Regions from separate parts of the Homo sapiens genome. Here region 1 is linked to region 2. Evidence: read pairs that join two places in POLR2A ChIA-PET (ENCODE). Cell type or tissue: Caco-2. All regions are shown on one strand.

What was found. ChIA-PET counts read pairs that join two places held together with the same protein. Peaks named below come from ENCODE experiments on the same cell type or tissue, not always from the same donor. Only the 100,000 strongest peaks of a DNase experiment are listed, where the experiment ranks them.
Region 1: POLR2A ChIA-PET joins it to region 2 with 5 read pairs; 5 of 35 experiments call an interaction of 5 or more read pairs at or near these places.

The regions. Positions count from the first base shown.
Region 1 is chr11:117,115,928-117,118,427 of GRCh38, forward strand. It overlaps the pseudogene LOC101060089. Among named protein-coding and RNA genes, the nearest start is that of SIK3, 19 kb to the left of the region's middle. In Caco-2, no CTCF peak of the experiment used is centred here; no DNase peak of the experiment used is centred here.
Region 2 is chr11:116,828,191-116,830,690 of GRCh38, forward strand. It overlaps APOC3 (apolipoprotein C3), which reads left to right and starts at 1,717. Exons shown (of 4, transcript NM_000040.3): 1 at 1,717-1,750; 2 at 2,380-2,447. The coding sequence starts at 2,393. RefSeq lists an enhancer at 1,237-2,169. In Caco-2, a CTCF peak has its summit at 829; DNase peaks (open chromatin) are centred at 961 and 1,611; H3K4me3 peaks cover 491 bases.

The DNA.
Region 1 (2,500 bases), 290 kb after region 2:
CGTCTCTACTAAAAATTAAAAAATTAGCTGGGCATGGTGGCGCGTGCCTGTAATCCCAGCTACTCGGGAGGCTGAGATGGGAGAATAACTAACTCAGGAGACAGAGGTTGTGGTGAGCCAAGATTATGCCATTGCACTCCAGCCTGAGTGACAGAGGGAGACTCTGTCTCAAAATAATAATAATTTCCCCAAAAAGGTAGTTGAATCTCTTTCTGTCCCCAAGACAGGTAGGAAGCTTTATTTTTTTCTCTGCCATTGTTTATTAGATCCTTTCTAACAGGTCTAGGTAAAATAAAGCCTTTTTTTTTTTTTTTTTTTTTTTTTGAGACGGAGTCTCGCTCTGTCACCCAGGCTGGAGTGCAGGCCTCTTAAAAAGTGTCTGGGCCGGGCATGGTGGCTCACGCCTGTAATCCCAGCACTTTGGGAGGCCGAGGCAGATGGATCACAAGGTCAGGAGTTCAAAACCAGCCTGGCCAATATGGTGAAACCCCATCTTTATTAAAAATACAAAAATTAGCCAGGCATGGGGGCAGGTGCCTATAATTCCAGCTACTTGGGAGGCTGAGGCAGATAATCACTTGAACCCAGGAGGCGGAGGTTGCAGTGAGTTGAGATTGCACCACTGCACTCCAGCCTGGGTGACAGAGTGAGACTCCATCTCAAGAAACAACAGCAACAACAACAACAACAAAACTTGTGTGCCCGCTCTTGCCAGTTGTATTCAACATGGTCCTGGAGGTTTTAGAAAGGGCAATTAGGCAAGAAAAATAGATGAAGTTGGCCGGGCGCAGTGGCTCTTGCCTGTAATCCCAGTACTTCAGGAGGCCAAGGCGGGTGGATAGCTTGAGCCCAGGAGTTTAAGACCAGCCTGGGCAACATGGAGAAACCCCGTCTCCACCAAAAATGCAAAAAATTAGCCAGGCATGGTGGCATGTGCCTGTTGTCCCAGCTACTTGGGAAACTGAGGTGGGAGGATCCCTTGAGCCCAGGAAGCAGAGGTGGCAGTGAGCCACCTCTCAAAAAAAAAAAAAAAGCATTCAAAATGGGAGCTAAAAAAATAAAACTATCTCTATTTGTATATGACATGATCTTTCTATTATTATTGAAGTCCATTTTCTTGAATGTTGTACAAAAAAAGTATAAGTAGAACCAAAAGTACATAAGCATTATCATATTTCTTTACCCCACTATCTAGTTCTTTATATTAATTTTACTATTTAAACAATAGAGAATAGGTGGCAGGCCGGGTGTGGTGGCAGATGCCTGTAGTCCCAGCTACTCGGGAGGCTGAGACACGAGAATCGCTTGAACCCGGGAGGCGGGGGTTGCAGTGAGCTGAGATCGTGCCACTGCACTCCAGCCTAGGTGACAGAGCAAGACCCCGTCTAAAAAAAAAAGAAGGAAAGAAAGAAAGAGAGAGAGGGAGGAAGGGAGGGAGGGAAATAGGTGTCAATTTAGGGATCAGGAAAGAAATAAAACAAAAAACCTTATTTTGAGACACCATCTCTCTCTGTCACCCAGGCTAGAGTGCAGTGGCACGAACATGGCTCACTGTAACCTCAACTACCTGGGTTCAATCAATTCTCCTGCCTCAGCCTCCTGAATAGCTGGGACCACAGGTGCATACCACCACACTTGGCTAATGTGTGTGTGTGTGGTGTGTGTAGAGACAGAGTCTCACTTTGTTGCCCAGGCTGGTCTAGAACTCCTGGGCTCAAGCAGTTATCCTGCCCCAGCCTCCCAAAGTGCTGGGACTACAGGTGTGATCCCAGCCCAAAAATCTTTTCTATCACATTTATTCTTCTACACTGTATAGCTATGTTCACAGAAATGGCTTCTTTTACTTCTCCACTGCACAGGAATTCCATTGTATATAAATTTGAAACTGCTCAACAGCTGAGGGAGACTGCAAACAATAGGTCCATACCCTAGTGCATTGTTATACAATTCAAACAATGGTGTAGCTATGAGCTTGTAATTTTTAGAGATTGCAAACAAGGCTTTTTCTTGAAGTTGAGCCAGAAACAACTTCTTATGTTCCTTAGGCTTTGTAATATATGCAGGAATATATGGATATTTGGTCTCCACCAGTTACCAATGCAGTATGACCCAGTCTTGCATCTTTCAGAACTCCATCTTGATGACTCAGTATCCCAGTCATTAAGCATTTTAGTCCTTCAACTTCACCTTTTCCTGGGCTAAGTTCACCATCAGGTTATATATATATATATATTTTTTTTTTTTCTTTTCTTTTTTTTTTGAGACAGAGTCTCGCTCTGTCACCCAGGGAGTGCATTTGTGCAATCTCCGCCACTGCAACCTCTGCCTCCCAGGTTCAAGCGATTCTGCTGCCTCAGCCTCCCGAGTAGCTGGAATTACAGGGACATGCCACCACGCCCGGCTAATTTTGTATTTTTACTAGAGATGGGATTTCACCATGTTGGCCAGGCTGGTCTCGAACTCTTGACCTCAAGCTATCCACCTGCCCCGGCCTCCCAAA
Region 2 (2,500 bases):
GCAATGGTGCGATCTCTGCTCACTGCAACCTCCACCTCCGGGGTTCAAGCAATTCTCGTGCCTCAGCCTCCTGAGTAGCTGGGACTACAGGCGTGCATCACCATGCTCGGCTAATTTTTTGTATTTTTAGTAGAGACTGGGTTTCGCCATGTTGCCCAGGCTGGTCTCGAACTCCTGGCCTCAGATATCCGTCCGTCCCAGCCTCCCAAAGTGCTGGGATTACAGGCATGAGCCACTGTGCCCAGCCAGGAATGGATCGCTAATAGAGGAATTCCAAGTCTCACCCACCGATAAAGAATTCTGAGGGCAGAGCCGGGCCACTTTCTCAGGCCTCTGATTTCATACTGTGGTGTTAGTTACTTCTGAGAGGACAGCTTGCTGCCAGAGCTCTATTTTTTATGTTAGAGGCTCCTTCTGCCTGCAGACTCTGCTGTCTGGGAAGGGCACAGCGTTAGGAGGGAGAGGGAGGTGTGAGTCCCTCCATGGACCCGCTGCTTTGTACTTCTCTATCTCATTTCCTTTTCAGCACCACTCTGGGCAATCAGTATTCCAGCCCCATTTTATCCTCAGAAAATTGAGGCTCTGAGATGTTATCTCTGTGACCTGGGTCCTATTACGTGCCAAAGGCATCATTTAAGCCTAAGATGTCCTGGCTCCAAGGTGTCAGCATCTGGAAGACAGGCGCCCTCATCCTGCCATCCCTGCTGCGGCTTCACTGTGGGCCCAGGGGACATCTCAGCCCCGAGAAGGGTCAGCGGCCCCTCCTGGACCACCGACTCCCCGCAGAACTCCTCTGTGCCCTCTCCTCACCAGACCTTGTTCCTCCCAGTTGCTCCCACAGCCAGGGGGCAGTGAGGGCTGCTCTTCCCCCAGCCCCACTGAGGAACCCAGGAAGGTGAACGAGAGAATCAGTCCTGGTGGGGGCTGGGGAGGGCCCCAGACATGAGACCAGCTCCTCCCCCAGGGGATGTTATCAGTGGGTCCAGAGGGCAAAATAGGGAGCCTGGTGGAGGGAGGGGCAAAGGCCTCGGGCTCTGAGCGGCCTTGGCCCTTCTCCACCAACCCCTGCCCTACACTAAGGGGGAGGCAGCGGGGGGCACACAGGGTGGGGGCGGGTGGGGGGCTGCTGGGTGAGCAGCACTCGCCTGCCTGGATTGAAACCCAGAGATGGAGGTGCTGGGAGGGGCTGTGAGAGCTCAGCCCTGTAACCAGGCCTTGCCGGAGCCACTGATGCCTGGTCTTCTGTGCCTTTACTCCAAACACCCCCCAGCCCAAGCCACCCACTTGTTCTCAAGTCTGAAGAAGCCCCTCACCCCTCTACTCCAGGCTGTGTTCAGGGCTTGGGGCTGGTGGAGGGAGGGGCCTGAAATTCCAGTGTGAAAGGCTGAGATGGGCCCGAGGCCCCTGGCCTATGTCCAAGCCATTTCCCCTCTCACCAGCCTCTCCCTGGGGAGCCAGTCAGCTAGGAAGGAATGAGGGCTCCCCAGGCCCACCCCCAGTTCCTGAGCTCATCTGGGCTGCAGGGCTGGCGGGACAGCAGCGTGGACTCAGTCTCCTAGGGATTTCCCAACTCTCCCGCCCGCTTGCTGCATCTGGACACCCTGCCTCAGGCCCTCATCTCCACTGGTCAGCAGGTGACCTTTGCCCAGCGCCCTGGGTCCTCAGTGCCTGCTGCCCTGGAGATGATATAAAACAGGTCAGAACCCTCCTGCCTGTCTGCTCAGTTCATCCCTAGAGGCAGCTGCTCCAGGTAATGCCCTCTGGGGAGGGGAAAGAGGAGGGGAGGAGGATGAAGAGGGGCAAGAGGAGCTCCCTGCCCAGCCCAGCCAGCAAGCCTGGAGAAGCACTTGCTAGAGCTAAGGAAGCCTCGGAGCTGGACGGGTGCCCCCCACCCCTCATCATAACCTGAAGAACATGGAGGCCCGGGAGGGGTGTCACTTGCCCAAAGCTACACAGGGGGTGGGGCTGGAAGTGGCTCCAAGTGCAGGTTCCCCCCTCATTCTTCAGGCTTAGGGCTGGAGGAAGCCTTAGACAGCCCAGTCCTACCCCAGACAGGGAAACTGAGGCCTGGAGAGGGCCAGAAATCACCCAAAGACACACAGCATGTTGGCTGGACTGGACGGAGATCAGTCCAGACCGCAGGTGCCTTGATGTTCAGTCTGGTGGGTTTTCTGCTCCATCCCACCCACCTCCCTTTGGGCCTCGATCCCTCGCCCCTCACCAGTCCCCCTTCTGAGAGCCCGTATTAGCAGGGAGCCGGCCCCTACTCCTTCTGGCAGACCCAGCTAAGGTTCTACCTTAGGGGCCACGCCACCTCCCCAGGGAGGGGTCCAGAGGCATGGGGACCTGGGGTGCCCCTCACAGGACACTTCCTTGCAGGAACAGAGGTGCCATGCAGCCCCGGGTACTCCTTGTTGTTGCCCTCCTGGCGCTCCTGGCCTCTGCCCGTAAGCACTTGGTGGGACTGGGCTGGGGGCAGGGTGGAGGCAACTTGGGGATC